2 separate regions of the Mus musculus genome follow, and region 1 is linked to region 2. The links are chromatin loops, found by intact Hi-C in ENCODE. Cell type or tissue: left cerebral cortex. All regions are shown on one strand. Links, peaks and the distances in the headings refer to the core of each region. The heading gives the core; the rest is flanking DNA.

Evidence for each region. Peaks named below come from ENCODE experiments on the same cell type or tissue, not always from the same donor. Only the 100,000 strongest peaks of a DNase experiment are listed, where the experiment ranks them.
Region 1: it touches region 2 in a loop (2.2-fold over the local background); 2 of 42 quality-filtered maps call a loop at or near these places.

Annotation. Positions count from the first base shown.
Region 1 is chr8:67,982,035-67,990,699 of GRCm38, reverse strand. The region is part of intron 4 of Gm15991 (a long non-coding RNA gene); the gene reads right to left. It also overlaps a transcript of Psd3 not described here. Among named protein-coding and RNA genes, the nearest start is that of Psd3, 12 kb to the right of the region's middle. In left cerebral cortex, for the core only: a CTCF peak has its summit at 3,998 (motif pointing left); a DNase peak (open chromatin) is centred at 4,014.
Region 2 is chr8:68,552,732-68,561,396 of GRCm38, reverse strand. Csgalnact1 (chondroitin sulfate N-acetylgalactosaminyltransferase 1) reads left to right here. Exons shown (of 10, transcript NM_172753.5): 3 at 4,277-4,425. Among named protein-coding and RNA genes, the nearest start is that of Csgalnact1, 180 kb to the left of the region's middle. In left cerebral cortex, for the core only: a CTCF peak has its summit at 4,282 (motif pointing right); DNase peaks (open chromatin) are centred at 2,762, 3,054 and 4,318; H3K4me3 peaks cover 1,165 bases; H3K27ac peaks cover 1,856 bases.

The DNA.
Region 1 (8,665 bases), core at 418-8,417, 570 kb after region 2:
GGGTTCTGAGATACAGCAGAGGCAGGGTAGTTCCTGGTTGGTTGGATTTTCTCTATCGATGAGTCCAATCCCCATGTTGGAGGTGGTGTGACACGCACCACTAGAAGATCAAGAAGAGATCACCTAGCTCCTTTTACATCAGTTCAACTCTGAGGACGGTGACCTAAAAAGCGGAGTACATTTGCAGATAATCTACAGATTTATTGTAGGATTATTTGGAAGTCAGATGAAAGGACAGCTGCTTTAATAAGGGGGCGGCAAGCCCATTTTTTAAAGGAGAATTAAGAGAACTGTAGCAAGTGATGAGTTTCTGATGGTCATCAGGTGCACATTAGCAGATTAATAAAAGGTGTGCAGGGAGTTGGGCTTCCTCTGCTGGCACTGTGATCAGTGGTGGGAACCAGCCAAGGGCCCAGGCCAAGGTGAACCATCTTCCAGCTTAAAGGAACGTACATGGGTGGGGAACTTGAAGGCTGGGAGAGTTGATAGGTCAGTAACCCTGAAAGCCTGCGGTGTGGCTGCAAGCTTACACGTAGCGAACATTATAAACATTCCCCAGCTTACATGGATGCACTTATTGGGGAAATGCTGGTGTGTTGAAAAAGACCTTAAACAAATAATCAAGATGCCTGTATTTTCCTATAATGGCAGGTATCAGATCCCCTAAATATTCCCCCTGCCAAATGAAGGCTCTCTTGGGGGCATTTTCTGAGTCATTCCTTCAGTTGCTAAACTGGAGAGAGATGTGTATATGGTTTGGTTGGAGTAGCAGACACGTACTATGATGGTTCTAACGATATGATTCCTATTGGAATAAAAGTAGGGACATATGGCAACCTACTGAAGGCACATAATCAGTTAGGCTGGAAAAGGAGAGTACCCAGACAGTGGCAGAAGCTGTTTGGAGACAGTCTCTGCAGAGGACAAAGGAGAAGGACTTGGGGCAGATGCTGAAACATGCTAACATATGTTCTTACTGATTGAAAATGAGGTTCTTTGTTTACTGGTCTTAGAAGAGCAGTATGAAGTCAGTGCAGGTAAGCTGAGAAGAGAAGTCTGGGGAATGTCTGTTCCCAAACGTGTTCATGGCGACAGATTGCAAGAAGTATTAATTCTGGGGGCTGCTCAGCCAAAACACCTTTAAAGTATGCTTAGGACATGCCAGTTTGTCCTTCTATGTTCTCTCTTTCTTCTTTCTGTTCTCAAGAATGTACTAGGGCTTACGCAAGCATACCAGTGGTGGGGAATTCTCAGATGGCAGATCAACAGGCTCAAAGTAACCAGGATCATTTAAGTTCTGAATCATCTGTCTAATTTGCATAGAAAATATTTTGATTAGGCCAGTGTGCGTGTGCCTCTGTGTGTGTGTGCATGCCTGTGAGTTGTGTTCATGTGGGACGTGCATTTGGCATAGTAGTTGAGTCAGAGGACAACTCTGTGGAGTTTGTTTTTTTCCCACTTTTATGTGGATTCTGAGAGCAAATTTAGGTCATCAGGCTTGTGTGACCTGTGTCTTTACCCCATAGGTCATCTTGCTGGTCCTTGACTTTTGAAACATTCTACATGTGAGATCATACAATATTGTTGTTTTGTTCTTGTCTTATTTTACTTAGCAAAATGTTCTTCATATTTATTCAATTGCAAATAGCAGGATTTTGCTTTTTGATGTATCATATTTCATTATGTACATATATATCTCACTTTCCCCCTCGACTTAAGTCTCCAGATATCAGTATCTTGGGTATTTTGAATAACTGTGTGAAAACTTTGGGTGTTTGGGTGTTGTTTAATTAACTGGCTGTCCTTGGGCTGTGTACTTGGATTAGCGGATCACATGTTCATCCCATTTCTATGTTTGTAGGAGTCTCCATTCTCTTTTTCATAACGTCTTACACTTCTAGCAGCAATGTACAGAGGACCTATTTTTCCCTGCATCCTCTCCAACACATCTTTGCCTCTTTCGTAATAGTCTTTCTAGCAGGTATGAGGCGGTGTCTCCTAGGGGTTTAACTCCCCCGCTCCCAAATTATGAGTCTCTCAGTTACTTTGTTTTTGCTGTGATGAGGCACAGTGACCTGGGCATCCTACAGAAGGAAGGGTTTATTTGGAGTTTGCTTATGGTTTCAGGTGGGACGAGTCCATGATCATCCTGGCACGGTAGCTTGGCAGCAGGCAGACAGGCATGGTGTAGCTATAGCTGAGGGCGTTATCCTGATGCAGAGGCACGAGCAAGGGAGAGACACATTGGAAATTGTGTGGAGTTTTGAAACCTCCAAGCCTGCGATGAAGCACCTCCTCCAGTAAGGCCCCTAAGCCTTCCCAAATGTTGCCAGCAGCTGGGAAGCAAATAATCAAACATGAGCTTACTGGGGCCATTCTCATTCAAACCACAGCTAGTGATGCGAAACATAGTCTCCTGTGCAGTTGGCTAAGTCTGTCCTCCCCTAAGCTATTGAGACATGTCTGTTCAGAGGCTGCCCGTTAAAAAAGCCGTTGCTTGTTTTCTTGGTATTGAATTATTTAAGTTATATTTACTTATCAGATGTTCGCTTCACAAATATTTTCTCCTATTATGTAGGTTGTCTCTTTATTCTGTTGACCGTTTCCTTTGCTGCACAGCAGTTGAGTTTGTTTCTCAGATGGATGTGGTCCTGATTTTTTCTTGAAATTCTTTTTGAGATTTTTATATATGACTGCTGTATTTAATTAATTTTTTTATGCCTTCATCTCCGTCTTTCAGTTCCTTCTGAGTCCCCAAATTCCCTTTCATTTTCATGACCTCTTTTCTCTTAATTAGTATTGTTACATACATATATACATATATGTATATATTCATATGTATATAGAAACGCAGTGTGCTGAGCTCATTTGTTGGCCCCTTCACTCGTGGTGTGTGTGTGTGTGTGTGAGTGAATGTGTGTGAGGGCTGGTTATTTGGGATTGGATTATCAGGGGCTTGTCTCTGAGTCTCTTAAGAAGGCCTCTCTCCCTTGCTCATGTCTTTGCAGCCTTTTTTTTTCTTTGCCTGTGCTTTTGGTGTTTCACACAAGAAAAATAAATAGCCAGTATCAGTGTCAAGAAGCAATTTTCCTTATGCCGTTCTCTAGTTGTTTTATAGTTTTGGCTATTTAAGACAGTTTATTTGCTTGGGTTGATCCAAAATATTTTTTTAAATAATAATAGACTGTTAAATGAGTTATGATATGTTTGCTGCCTCCTTTAAAGACCTGGAATATAATGTAAATCACCCTGGCCACTGACACCTTGGCACTCTACTTTGGGCCTTTGTCACTAGGACAGGATGATAACCATCTCTTTCAAGGTAAAATGTTGGGTATATGTTGGAGTGGTTTTTTGTTGTTGTTGTTTGTTTGTTTGTTTTGTTGTTGTTTGTCATTTTGTTTTGTTTTTGTTTTACAGACAGGGTTTCAGTGTGCACCCCTGGCAAATACGGTATTGGTTATATCGACCAGGATGTCCCGAGACTCACAGGGATCTCCCTGGCTCTGGTTTCTAAGTGCTTGCATTCAAGGCATGCACAATCACACCTGGCTACTTATAGGGGTTTTATTCATTGTTGGGAGATAATTTAAGTAGGGCCATCATAAAGTGGCTTGAAGTTTGGTGGGGCAGTAGGGTTCTGGGTAGCCAGTGGTCACCACTTCCTTTGCCTGTTCACAGCAGATCACAGGTGAGGATGGCGCTTGTGGTGGGGACTGAAGCAGTCCTGGGCGGAGTGGAAAACCACATGAGGAGTCTTCAGTTCCTTCTGGGGTCATCTTTGATCTAGAGGCATGTGAGGCCTAGTGCTTGTGAGCAGTGGATGGTGAGGTTGTGAGGTTGTGAGGACGTTGTAATCTGATTAAAGAGACTTAATAGAAACATTTTAGATTTTCCTTCGAACCTGAGAAATCTTTCCCCTGAAAATCTTTAGGAAGGAGTTTATTTCTGTTCATGCTGAGTACTCTTTAATAGTTAGACAACACTGCCCCCTGGTGGACAGAGTCTGCGATGCTTTCAGTGGCACTTCCCCAGCTGTGAGGCACCATTTCAGTTTCTTGCTGGCAGCTTTCTCCCACTTAGATCTGAGATGAGGGTGGGGTGTGGAGGGAGACAGAGTGAGCATCTTTGTGTTCTGTTTAAGTTAACTTGGAGGTTTAGGAAATTTCCATTCATTCCTTAGTCTCATTAGGACATCATGGAATAAAGGTTTAAAATTTTCTTTTTCTTTTTTTTTTCTCTTTCTTTTTTTTTTTTTTAATTAGGTATTTTCCTCGTTTACATTTTCAATGCTATCCCAAAGGTCCCCCATACCCACCCCCACAATCCCCTACCCACCCACTCCCCCTTTTTGGCCCTGGCGTTCCCCTGTACTGGGGCATATAAAGTTTGCAAGTCCAATGGGCCTCTCTTTGCAGTGATGGCCGACTAGGCCATCTTTTGATACATATGCAGCTAAAGACAAGAGCTCCCGGGTACTGGTTAGTTCATATTGTTGTTCCACCTATAGGGTTGCAGTTCCCTTTAGCTCCTTGGGTAATTTCTCTAGCTCCTCCATTGGGGGCCGTGTGACCCATCCAATAGCTGACTGTGATCATCCACTTCTGTGTTTGCTAGGCCCCGGCATAGTCTCACAAGAGACAGCTATATCTGGGTCCTTTCAGCGAAATCTTGCTAGTGTATGCAATGGTGTCAGCATTTGGAAGCTGATTATGGGATGGATCCCTGCATATGGCAATCACTAGATGGTCCATCCTTTCATCACAGCTCCAAATTTTGTCTCTGTAACTCCTTCTATGGGTGTTTTGTTCCCATTTCTAAGAAAGGATAAAGTGTCCACACTTTGGTCTTCGTTCTTCTTGAATTTCATGCATTTGGCAAGTTGTATCTTATATCTTGGGTATCCTAAGTTTCTGGGCTATTATCCACTTATCAGTGAGTACATATTGTGCGAGTTCCTTTGTGATTGGGTTACTTCACTCAGGATGATACCCTCCAGGTCCATCCATTTGCCTAGGAATTTCATAAATTCATTTTTTTAAATAGCTGAGTAGTATTCCATTGTGTAAATGTACCACATTTTCTGTATCCATTCCTCTGTTGAGGAAAATACTCAGATTTAAAAGGTGAGAGACATGAATGATCTCTCCTAAGTGAGCTAAGATGAACTAAGATGGTGTGAAACAAGAACTGGAGTGTTACTGGCATTCTCTACTGTAAGTCTTTGAAAAGCTTCTGAAGAAACACAAATTGACGTAGAAATAGATTCTGTGGAAGTTTCTCAACCGGTACTTGTTAACTGATATATTTTTGTGTGTGTTTGTGTATATATGTGTGTGTGTGTAAAATTTTGGGGTCCAGCCTGATTTCTCTGTCCCAATTAATTACTGACCTTTGTTTACATCCATATTTGTGCATCTGTAATCTATATATCTAAACATTAATCTGTGACATACACCTTATAATTCTAAATATCTATACATTTATTTCTACCTATCTGTAATGTACACATCACCTATACAGTAATCTTTGACATGCATCTTATAATTCTACATGTCTATACATTGATCTGTGATGTACATCTTTATCATTCTAAAGCTATAAAATGCTATCTGGGAATCTAGGAAGCAAAGGTCACACCTCCATCTTCTGCACGATTAGACTAAAATGTGCCCAGCTGTAAAGCTTCTGTCAGGGACTCTGGTACCTTGCACAGGGCTCTTCAGCCCTCAGGATGAGCTGATACGGTTCTTCCTCGGATGAGGTCACTCAGACTTAACCCTGGCTAAGTCACTACCTCAGGTCACACGGCATCTACGTTACTATCTCACTTCATTTAGCATCTGCGTCATGCTGTTGGCATGGCTGTGCAAATGTGAATTTAGGAGCTGAGTTTTCTCACCAAGTCCTGTAGCCTTCCAGAAAAGCACAGCTTAAAACAGTTCTCTAACTCAAGGTTCTGTGTCTCCTGGAGCGTTGGGGAACGAGGCTAGAGTGGAAGTTCCTGCTTCCGTCCCCAGGGAGCCAGAACTACCTTCTATCTGATTTGCTTACTGAACTTCTACACTAAATACCATGTGAAGGAACTTAGTTTTTTAACCTGTTAAGATAAAGCCAAAAACCTTTCGGATATTGACATATAGCAGTATGTGTGGTATCCCCTCTTATTTTTCTTTTGGAAGGGGAAGTATATGTGTATAGCCCAAAGCATTGGATTATTTAGTACAGATTACTTTCAGTTATTAGCATTCTAGAGCGGATGACAGGGCTATTAAAGGGGAAAACAAAGTCTTCATGGGACATTCTTTTCTTAAGGGCCAAGACCTGGGTGTTCTTTGTCCCTTATACTTGGAACACCCATCCCTCCACTTTTCCTTGTATAACTTTCAGAACTCCAAGTTAGAAGCTATGGTTTCAACTTGCAGTGCTGCCAAATTGGAAATTTCTTGAAAACGAATACAAAATAACTAGGAAGCAAGTATTGACGCTCATTGTACTCACTACTAAATAAGCTCTGTCTTTGTTATTGTTATTCCTGTGCTAGTCAGAGACTGAGGTACCTAGACATTTATTAAGCTGATGGTATTAATGAGACTATGGCCATAAAATTTTACTATATGAGGAACTTGGCATTATATTATTCATAAATATTTCTGTTGCCTAAAATGGAACCTTGAGATTTGATAGAAGTAGCACATTGCAAAACAAAACAAAATACCTTGGGTGGCTTCTTTTTTTTTTTTTTTCCCTTAAGGCTGACATTGCTGTGTAACTCAGGCTGGTCTTAAGGTCACTGTAAAGTTCAGGCTTGCCTTAAACTCATCATGATTCTGCTTTAGTTTTCCAAGTACTGACATTCCATGTGTGTGAGTAGGAAAAATCAGCTTAGTGTTTACCTTTCTGATGGTGGGTGGCTAATTATTTCAAATTTGGGCCTTTTAGTTATCCTTGGAAGAACTGCCCTGGTGAATTTTGAGTCAATCATAGTTAAATAGAATTAAACATTGAGGTGTTGTTTTAAATTTTTAATTAAAGGAAAATGAGACTTTTTAAATGTGGCGACATGTTTTCCACAGTTTGTTGGGAACTGAAATACGTAGTTTGGATTCCTATATGTGTCTAGTTTAAAAGAAAAGAAGGACCAATTAGTTATTAAATAAAGATACTAGGGCTGGAGAGATGGCTCAGTGGTTAAGAGCACTGACTGCTCTTCTGGAGGCCATGAATACAATTCCCAGCAACCACATGGTAGCTCACAACCATCTGTAATGGATTCTGATACCCTCTGCTGGTGTGTCTGTGGACAGTTACAGTGTACTCATATACATGAAATAAATGAATAAATAAATCTAAAAACAGATCTAGGGATGAGCTATCTTCTGAGGATGATAGGGATGATCAGGGAAACCCCTAAGGGCCCTGAAATGATACAAGTTGTATCAGGGCCTGCTGCTGTCAGTTGCCCACCAGAACCAGAAGCTAGGATACCATTGCCAAAGATACTGCATACTTGGTTTCAGAACAGAAAAATCAGGTTGGAAACGAGCTGGAAGCTTCTCTGTTGCCTATATTTTGTGGTCCCTGAAGGAAGGTGCTATTCAGTTTGCTAGGGGGTCGGGTGGGGTGGGGTTGTCATCAGTAGTCTTCCTTAGCTGTGGACCCTGAGTGCTACACTCTCAGCACTGGACTTGTGGAGAGGCACAACACTGACATGATTGTTAGAGAGTAGACAACAACTTTCTAGTTGGATTTGTGGCTTTCTAAATAGCAGGGAATTGACATCTCAGACTGAAGTCAAACTCTGAAGTCAAAAACCTGTGGCTGAGGAAGTCATAGGCCCGAAGGGGGAACTTACTGAATGGACTTGTCAAACTGCCTTCTAAGTATTTATCGTCATGTCCATAGATGAGTGATGCTGAAAGCCTTGGTCACTATAGCTTCTCTTTTGAAGTGGGTGGCAGTTTCTGCAGGAACCCATAACTAAGAACAAATAACTGCTCAGCCTTAACTGGGTAGTGTTCATCATCCCCTCCAAGGGAACAACACAGAAGAGGCAGAAAAAAAAATATAGCTAGAGGACGGAGAGGGATCCCGGGGGCTGCTGTCTTTTGAGCATGGCAAGGACGCCCTCTTGAACGCTCAGTATCTGTGATTGCCTGCATAAGGTCTACTGGCAGCTCAAGGTTGATGCAGGAAGCGGGGAGGGGAATTCTTTAGTGGTGTAGGCACTTATAAGTTGTCCGTGCTCCTATCTAGAGACTTACTGTTAAAGTTATTGGGTTGGGAACAGAAAGGGGATCAGTGAATCAGGAGGGGACTAAACAGGCATGGCAGGGGATGAACATAACCGAAATATGTTCAATGCTTGTATGAAAATGTCATCTGTTGTTATGTATAGGTAATACATGGCTATGAAAATAACAACAAAAGGAAAGGATCTTCAACACACTCAATTTCTACAAGTATGTTGGGTCTGCTGCCTATCCCTCACTGCTAAATCTTGGCTCACAAGAAGCTAGTAAATTAACAAACAAGGCCACATTCATAGGGACTATTTTGTTGCATGTTGTTTTACATGCTACCCTCCTTTAGCTCCAGAAGGTGACCGTGCTACCAGGCCCCACTGGGATTCCCTTGACTCTTCGGATAAAAGACACAGACATAC
Region 2 (8,665 bases), core at 588-8,587:
TGATGTATTGACTAGCCTGGCTCTAGCATTACTCGTAATGTGGTCACAGTTCTTAGGTTGACTTGTCATAACAGGAGTAAAGGCTGGCTGTGGCAGTTGGAATATGCTTGGCCCACAGAGGTGGCATTATTAAGAGATGTGACCTTGCTGGAGGAAATACATCACTGTGGGAGTGGGCTTTGAGGTCCTATGCTTAAGTTCTGCCCAGGGTGGTAAAAGACCTTTCTCCTGGATGCCTGCAGAGAACAGTCTCCTGCTGCTGCCTTTGTATCAAGATGCAGAACTCTTGACTCTTCCAGCACCATGTCTGCCTGGATGCTGCCATGCTTCCCACTATGATGATAATGGACTGAACTTTTGAAACTGTAAGCCAGCCCAAATTAAATGTTTTCTTTTATGTGTTACCTTGGTCATGGTGTCTCTTCACAGTAACAAAACAAAACAAAACACCAAAAGCCAACCAAACAAACAAACAAAATCTGAGACACTAGTTTATTTGAAGAGAATGTGCTAATGAATGGTTGGCAAATTCTATTCCTTTGGATAAATGAGATAGTGGATATCCCAATCTGTAGAGTCCCAGATAGAAAATGTCTAAAACCCACACGTACAGTTTTTCTCTAGATTTCTCAGGGAGACTGTGCCCTCCCCTCAAACTTGAGTGGGCTGAATCAGACCTTGTTTGCCACAGTAGGCTAGCCCACTTAGGGTGGAGTCTTCTGACCTAGATGAAGTCTATTGTCCTGCCACATCAGCAGCTGCCTTCAAGAAGCCACCACCTGCTGAGCAGCTGAGCTTGCCTTCCTGATGAGATCCTGGCAAAGTGGGGAATGGGTTTTCCCCCTTTAAAAATCAGACTCAAGAATTAAAGTTGAGGGCTGGTGAGATGGCTCAGTGGGTAAGAGCACCTGACTGCTCTTCCGAAGGTCCGCAGTTCAAATCCCAGCAACCACATGGTGGCTCACAACCATCTGAGATCTGACTCCCTCTTCTGGAGTGTCTGAAGACAGCTACAGTGTACTTACATATAAATAAATAAAATCTTTAAAAAAAAAAAGAATTAAAGTTGAGCCTTGATCAGAGAACTTTGTCTTGGCTCATCGTATTTCCCTCACTGTCCTTCCCATCCATCCCCAGCTTTCCTTTTAGGAACCCAGTAACCGGTGGCCATTGGCGGCTACAGGATACACCACCTTTCTCTTCACCATCTTCTCACCACTTAAACAAGTGAAGCCACGTCAGGTCCTCCTTAATCCTCACTCTCTGAGCTCAACTGTCAAAAACAGTGTGGGCTACAAATGATATGGAAGAGAACTCACACAAAACAAACATATTAGGGCTAAGGGATAATTTCCTTGCTACCTTCAGAATCCCACAAGCAAAGCTCTGTGTTGATACTTCTCAAGTGTTCACTGGATTTTAATTTTACTTTTGGCACATTCCCATACTGTGATATTCTTTGTGTTATTTAGGAAGACTTATGAAAACATTTGTTTTTGTCATTGAGATCTCCATCCATTCATTTATTTATTTATTTATTTATTTATTTATTTATTTATTTATTTATTATTTAGTTGTTGGAGAGGTGGGGATGGGGAAAGATGGGGCAAATAAGGGAAGACTGTGTTCTCAAGGCCTCAGTGAGAGATTCGGGTGGAATATCTAAGTGGTTCATGCTTTTCTCCAGCTACTTTGGACCCCACCTGCATTACTAAAGACCCACATAAGAAACTAGTATCTTAGTTTCATTTCTTGTTACTGGGATAAAACACCCTAGCAAAAGCAATTTAAGGGACATGAGTTGATTTGGGTTTATAGTTCCCAAAGTTTATCATAGAAGGGGATCATGTAGATGGGCAGAGGGAAAGTGGTGGCAGGAGCTAGCAGCTTGTTGGTCACATTTTATCCACACTAAGAAAGCAGAATAAACAGGAATTGGGGTTGGGCCATAAATCTTCAAGTCTTACACAAAGGGATACATTTCCTCTACTTTAGGAAGTGAGGCCCTACTTCCTAAAATTCCACAACCTTCCCAAACAGAGTTGACAGCTGGGGTTAAGTATGTAGATATGTCAGCCTATGGTGGAGCATTTCACATTCAAATCACAACCAGTGCCTATGTGGACAGGGTCAAGTAGTACAAAGAGGCAAGCTTGCTTTTCTTTTCAGTGTTTTTTTTTTTTTTTTTTTTTTTTTGTGGAAGAAAAAAAAATCCTGGCTTTACTACATATTAGCCATGCAGATTTCTTAACCTCCTTCTGCCCCTCTGTAATAATGGAAAAATTAATGCGCGTGTTGTGGCTATTGAATGGCTTCCTAAGCGGTACCATGGTATGGTGAGGGCTCATTGCCTGTGTCCGGCTGAACACACCCCATTCTCTTTAGCATATTTAGTTAATCTTCTGAGAATTTTCACTATGCTGTTTTGTTTCTATCCTGGTCACTGCTCTTGGTTTTGCTGGCGACTCTGCATTCTTGTATTGCGCTTTTTTCTTTACTAGCTGGAGAGGATTCCTCTCTGGAGGAGCTAGAGGCTTGGGATTAGTAAGGAGACCATGCACTTCCCAGAGCCCAGGAGCAGAGTTTTAATGAGTTCTTTTACTAGGAAAGGAGGAAGAAGCTGAGCTGTTTGTCCTCTGATTCCAACCTGCCTAGTGTCAGGGTCTAGGCTGGCTGAATGTGGATGACTTGGTGCATATGAAATGACTGAAGGCTGCTGTTCCAGCCACTGGGGTGAGAGAATGACGGAGCTTATTAATGATCTTGCAGAGCTACCAGCCGACAGTCTATTTGTTTTCATTATGTAAACCAGCATGGTTTGGGATTATGCAGATTTCCACCTTTTTACTTAGAAGGCAAAGAATATTCATTAAGGATATCAATAAAGACCTTGCCCCTGATGGAGTCTCCGAGGCTGTTTCCTGCATGCTGAAAGACAGAAGAGAAAACTTAGGGGGTTGAGAGAGACTCAGAGATTGATTGGAAGGCAAATTATAAACCCATTTCAGCTCTTGGCCTGCAGGCTGGGAAGTAACATTATTTGTTGTCAGGGATGGAAAACAACTGAGATTCAGGTCCAAGTGATTATTCCACGTTGACACTGCTGCCTCTCTGCCAACTGCAGCTCCATTTAGACATAGATTAATTAGGCTGGTGGGGGGGCGGGGGGCGTTGGGCTAGGAGAGCTGTGTGGAAGCAGGCAGCTCGGCCAGGAGTAGTCAAAGTTGGAGGTCTGGAGACTTGCCCCTCCCAGGAAGATGACACCCCACTTCCACTGCTAAAACCAGAGCAAACCAGGGTGAGAGAGTGTGGATAGAAAACAGACCCTACTTCTATAGCAAAGCAGTGTACATTTCCACTGATTTGTTAATGCCAGTGAGGCAAAACAAAACAAAACAAAACCCAGAACCAAAAACAAAACAAAAACAAAACAAAAAAACAAAACAAAAAACAAACAAACAAAAAACCCAAAAACCCCCACAACAACAGAAAACAACCTTCAAACTCACTTGCTGGCAGGCTGTCCCTATGGAGACAGGGTGGGGGGTTGGGGTGGGGATGGGGGCAGCAAGTCATCTGTAGACTTTAGTGGCTTATCAATCTTTCCTTTGGCCTTGTAGAAATCATCTTGGACTTTTTAATCATTCCTGCATGTGAAATGGAAATGTAGTGTGTATACACACACACAAACGGATATATTATGTCCATTACTTGAATTATGAGACAGACAGAATAAAAATAAGGAAAATTCTTGGGGAAGTGAGCCCCATGTTAGTTCATTGAAAACAGTATATTACAGGCTCCACATGAGGACCTTAGTGTCTCTCCAGAATCTTTCTTACTTATGGGGAGTCTTTGGTCTGAACATCTTCATATTCTGCTTGTATCTCAGCTGACAGCATCTGTTTTGTCAAGGGCTGGGACAGTGTAGGGTCCATCCGTAACTCACCCCACCATCCTTTAGCGAGGGCAAGATGTACAGAGAGGGGGCTGGGCAGGGGTTCTGGATCTCGGGATTTGGGTGGGGAGCCGGATGACAATCAAAAGCACCCAGTCTGTCTTCTCCAGCGTCTTTGGCAGGCACTAGTCCTGCCAGCAAAGCTTTCCTCCAGGGCTGAAGCAGGCTGGCTTAGTGTTGCGAATGCCAGTGGTGGTCACTGGTAGTAAGATTCCCAGAGGGAACCCTTGCAGCGTGTGAACCTTTTCAGAAAAACTCAAATGAGGAATTTTCTCTTTTACTGTTAACACTTCATTGCATGGATTTTTTTTCCTCCAGTGGTGGCGCTGAGCTGAACACGGTGCTAGCAGAAGGGGGCGGTACTTTCCCTCTGGACCCTGACTTGGAAGCCAAGTGCAACTCCAGCGCAGTCACCACCAGAAGCAGATGTGCGAGCGGAACAGCTGTGCGCCTTTCTTTCTGCCGAGGTTAGCTTGTTTGGGTTTGTTCTTTTCCACATGGAAGTGCGGTGTTTTGCCTTCCTCTGTTCTCAGCCGGGCTTTCGTGCTTTTAGATATTGATGGTTTCATTTCAAAAAAATAATTTGCGTTTTACTTATTAAAGAGGAAGAGGGGCATATTCTACTACTTTGGGGGGCATAATATGTTCAGATGAGTTGTGTGTTACATACTAAATCACATGCATTTTACCGTTATTAAATCTCACTGTATTTAAAGGATGGAAATTTACAGGGGTTGCCTCCCATTTCTTTTCCTCTTAGCATTTTAGACTCCCTTTTCCATTATAAGAGAAGCCAAGATCATTTTTAGCCTTTAAGGATTTATGTAGCACTTACTCTTGCAGATAAGTGAATCTATTTGTCGCAGGTGACTTAGAAAGCAAACCTTACACTGGGATATAACTTCCGCATTACTGGGATATCCCAGCTATCTACAGAATATGTTCATTTTACTTTAATAGTTATATTAATAAAAAGTTATTTTTAAAGGCATCATTTTTTTTTAAAGAAGCTCAACTAGTTTGCTTTGAAACTCCTCATCCACTGGCAGTGATCTCTATTTCACTTTCAATACTCTTTTGGTATTTTTGTCTTTTTAGAGCATTAATCAATAGCACAACTAGAAGAGCTTTTTTTAAACAAACAAATAAACAAAAAACACACAAAAAACCTTAACTGACCACTAAATTGAGAACACAGCTGGGACAGAATATTAACCTTTCTGAAATAGTCATTCTTTAGCCAAATGGGTACAGTGATTTTTGATCAAGTTAAAGTAAAATGGTTCGGGAAGATGAATCACCTTTGTAATATCCCTAGGGGTGGTCATTAGAACTATTTGAGAATTGCTTCCTAATGAATATATACTATTGGCTTAGGCTTTGGGATAAATGTAGTATTTCTGACAGCTTGTTTTGCTCTTGTAAGCAATAATTTTGGGTTTCTTTACTATAAGATATTTAAATACAACTGGCAAGATTAATGTTAAAGAAGTTAAGTCGAGAACTTGAGAACTGGAGGCAGGAGAATTAGGAGTTCAGGGGCATCCACATGTACCCAGCAAGGTCCTGGCCATCGAGGGATAGGAGATTCTGCCTCAGTATAAGCAGGAGCCTTCGCAACATCAGTAACATTGGGAAGGGAATGGGAAATTGTACCCATACTTCGTGTTTTCAGCAATGAAATCTTTTTTTTTCTTCCAGTTTTCTCTAGAAATACAAATAAAAAGTAGACAGAGGGATGAAGACAGGAGAGCTGTGCCTGGCAGACACTTTTGTCTTTGAAAAGTGCTGCTTCCTCCTTAACACATTTTAACAGAGGTTTTATTTATGTTTTTGTATTATTGATAATGGGGGTGGGGCAGGGGTCTAGCATTGTTATTGTGGTTAAGATAAAAGGAGTAAGTTAAGATCCATGAGTCAGTTTTACATTATTGTACTAGGAAGATAGAAAATGTGGCGCTTTAAAAGGGACCACATTTGAGTTGTCGACAGCAGAAAACATGTAAGTACCTCAGCCAAAAGTGAGCAATAGGAACACAACTGGAGATTGCTTCTTGACAAGTTCTTCTCTAAGTAGTAAGTCAAAGGGCTGTGAAAACAGGTGGCCAACTTCAGAGCACAAGAATGGCTCTCACCTTGAGTCTTAGGATGCTTAATGTTTTCAAGAATAACTTGGATGGTGTAAAAGAGAACACCCCATTTAAAAATCACGTGTGCTGTAACTGTAAAAGTCTTGAGATGATAGCAGAAAGGGTCCAGGGTGAAAATTAGCCAGGAAGCAATCAGAAATTGATCAAAGTCTATGTGGGAGAAATCAAATGTCTAAGTTCTAAAGCTATTGGGTAGTAAGACAGGACAGAAGAGGGGAGGCTGTAGTTCATACATTGGCTATGAAGAACAGTTATAATCCTGTTGGAACCTAGTGCAACGACAGGAGATCTTGCCCAGGAAACAGGAGGCCTGCCAGGTAAGCACTAGCTGGAGAGAGTTGTTACCTGCTGCTCCTCACTCTTGCTGACTCAGACTTGAACCTCTGGCAGCAGTGATGGGCAGGTGCCCCACACAGCATGGGGCTGCTAATCATGCAATCCCATGTGGAAGGCATTAATTCTCGTTCCAGATATTTAATAGCACTAGGCCATGCCCATTTTATAGTAGAAATATCCTTGTGTCCTGTGTGATATTTTTCTTGTTGTGGTGATGGAATAACATCTTAAGAGAGGAAGGATTGTTGGGCGTGGTGGTGCACGCCTTTAATCCCAGCACTCAGGAGGCAGAGGCAGGTGGATTTCTGAGTTCGAGGCCAGCCTGGTCTACAGAGTGAGTTCCAGGACAGCCAGGGCTATACAGAGAAACCCTGTCTCGAAAAACAAAAGCAAAACAAAACAAAAGAACAAACAAACAAACAAACAAAAAAAACAAGCAAGAGAGGAAAGATCGATTTTGGCACATAGTTCAGGGCATACAATCTATCAGTGTGGTGAGGTTATGCTGGTGGGAACTGCTATGGCTGTTGCTGTAGGAGTGTGAAGTGGATGGTTATATCATAGAGGCAGTCAAGAAGCAGAGAACTGGGGCAGGAACTTGAGAGGTTTATACCCCATAGCCCTTACACCTAAGGAATCTAAATCATGATTCTAACACCAAAAGGTCCCACAACTTCCCCAAATCTCTCTAGTTGGTGACCAAATGTTCAAGCACGTGAGCTGATGGGGACATTGCATAGTCAAACCATACATAACTCCTACATACCTTCATCCTAGAGCCTGCCCCAATGTGGTCTCTTCTCAGTGAATTAATTCTTGCCACAGTCGTATCCTCACTTGGTACTTGCTGCAGCTCACTGATGCATTTCCTGCATCTGAAGTTCCATACCCATAGTTCCCTTCTTCCGGTCAAGAAAGAGAATTGCTCTTTTCGCTGAGTGCTGCCTATACCCCTATTCACACCTTCATGCTCTTGGTCTGTTTTCCTACCTTCTGATCCCTTCTTTTGTTCATTCCTCCTCTCCTCACTATGATTGTTTGAAGCTGGTAACCTCTACAGCAGCCCACATAACTAAGCATCCTGAATCAACATTGCTTAGCTCTGCCAACCAGGCTATGGCTCCTGATTGGTGCCAAGTGAAGGGTGAATGGAAAAGTTAGGGAAGGGTTAGCTAACTCATACCTGAACATGTTTCCTTGCGTTGTGTTTTCTTGACACCTTTGTTGTGTTTCGTTCTCGGAAGACATAAATAAACATCTATGTATCCTAGGTAAAACTGCAATGATAGAACACACAGCTGATTCCACCCAAGTCTTGCTTGGTGAACCAATGAGTTTACTGGAGTGACTTACAGGGATAAGGGTGAGAGGTCACATACAGGACTGTGATGATTCGTATGCAGCTACATCACCAAAAAGCCCACGCCAGGAAGAGTGATGACTCAGAGAAGCTACATCCTAGCGGTTTCCTGTACAAGTAGCAGTCATTTCCGTGGAAGAGGCCTCTCCCTTAGCAATTGCTTACTGTTTACATAACCTTATAGAGGGAGAATTGTGAATTTTATAAATTTCTGAGTTTCCCAAGTCTGGTAAATTTCCATAGTTTTTGTTTGTTTGTTTTGGTTTGGTTTTTTTGTTTGTTTGTTTGCTTGTTATGCTTAAGAGCCCCTGTCATGCCTCCAAGAGAGACTGTTTCAGTTCAGAGGAAATATTTATGTCACACCTGTTTATATACTGTTCATGGGCATGTCATTCCCACTGTTTACACAATGCTACTCTGAGCTCATCCTGTTCTTTCTTATGTCAGCGGTTCAGCCTTTCCAATAGTGTCTTGGGAACAGAGATTCTGTTTGTAGATATCTAATCTTGTAAGTCTTTGCTGGTCTTCTACAAGTGCATAAAACACAAGCATCAAGTAGCCTAGAGTGAAAGACAAAGTAGGTATTAGAAATAAGCATAACTACGTACTTTATAGTGACAAAGTCACAATGTATGCCATGACATACAGTCTATCTGTATGCTAGGATATAATCCTGGGAGATTATATCACTTGGAGGCTAGAAAGATGGCTCAGTGCTAAAGGGCTTGTGGCACAGGTCTCCCACATAAGACCAGGCATGAAACTTTATATACCTCCAACACTAAAATTTTCTGGCTAGCAAGTCTAGCTAATGGAGGAAGTTCTAGGCCCAAAGAAATGCAGTGTCTCAAAAAGCAAAAG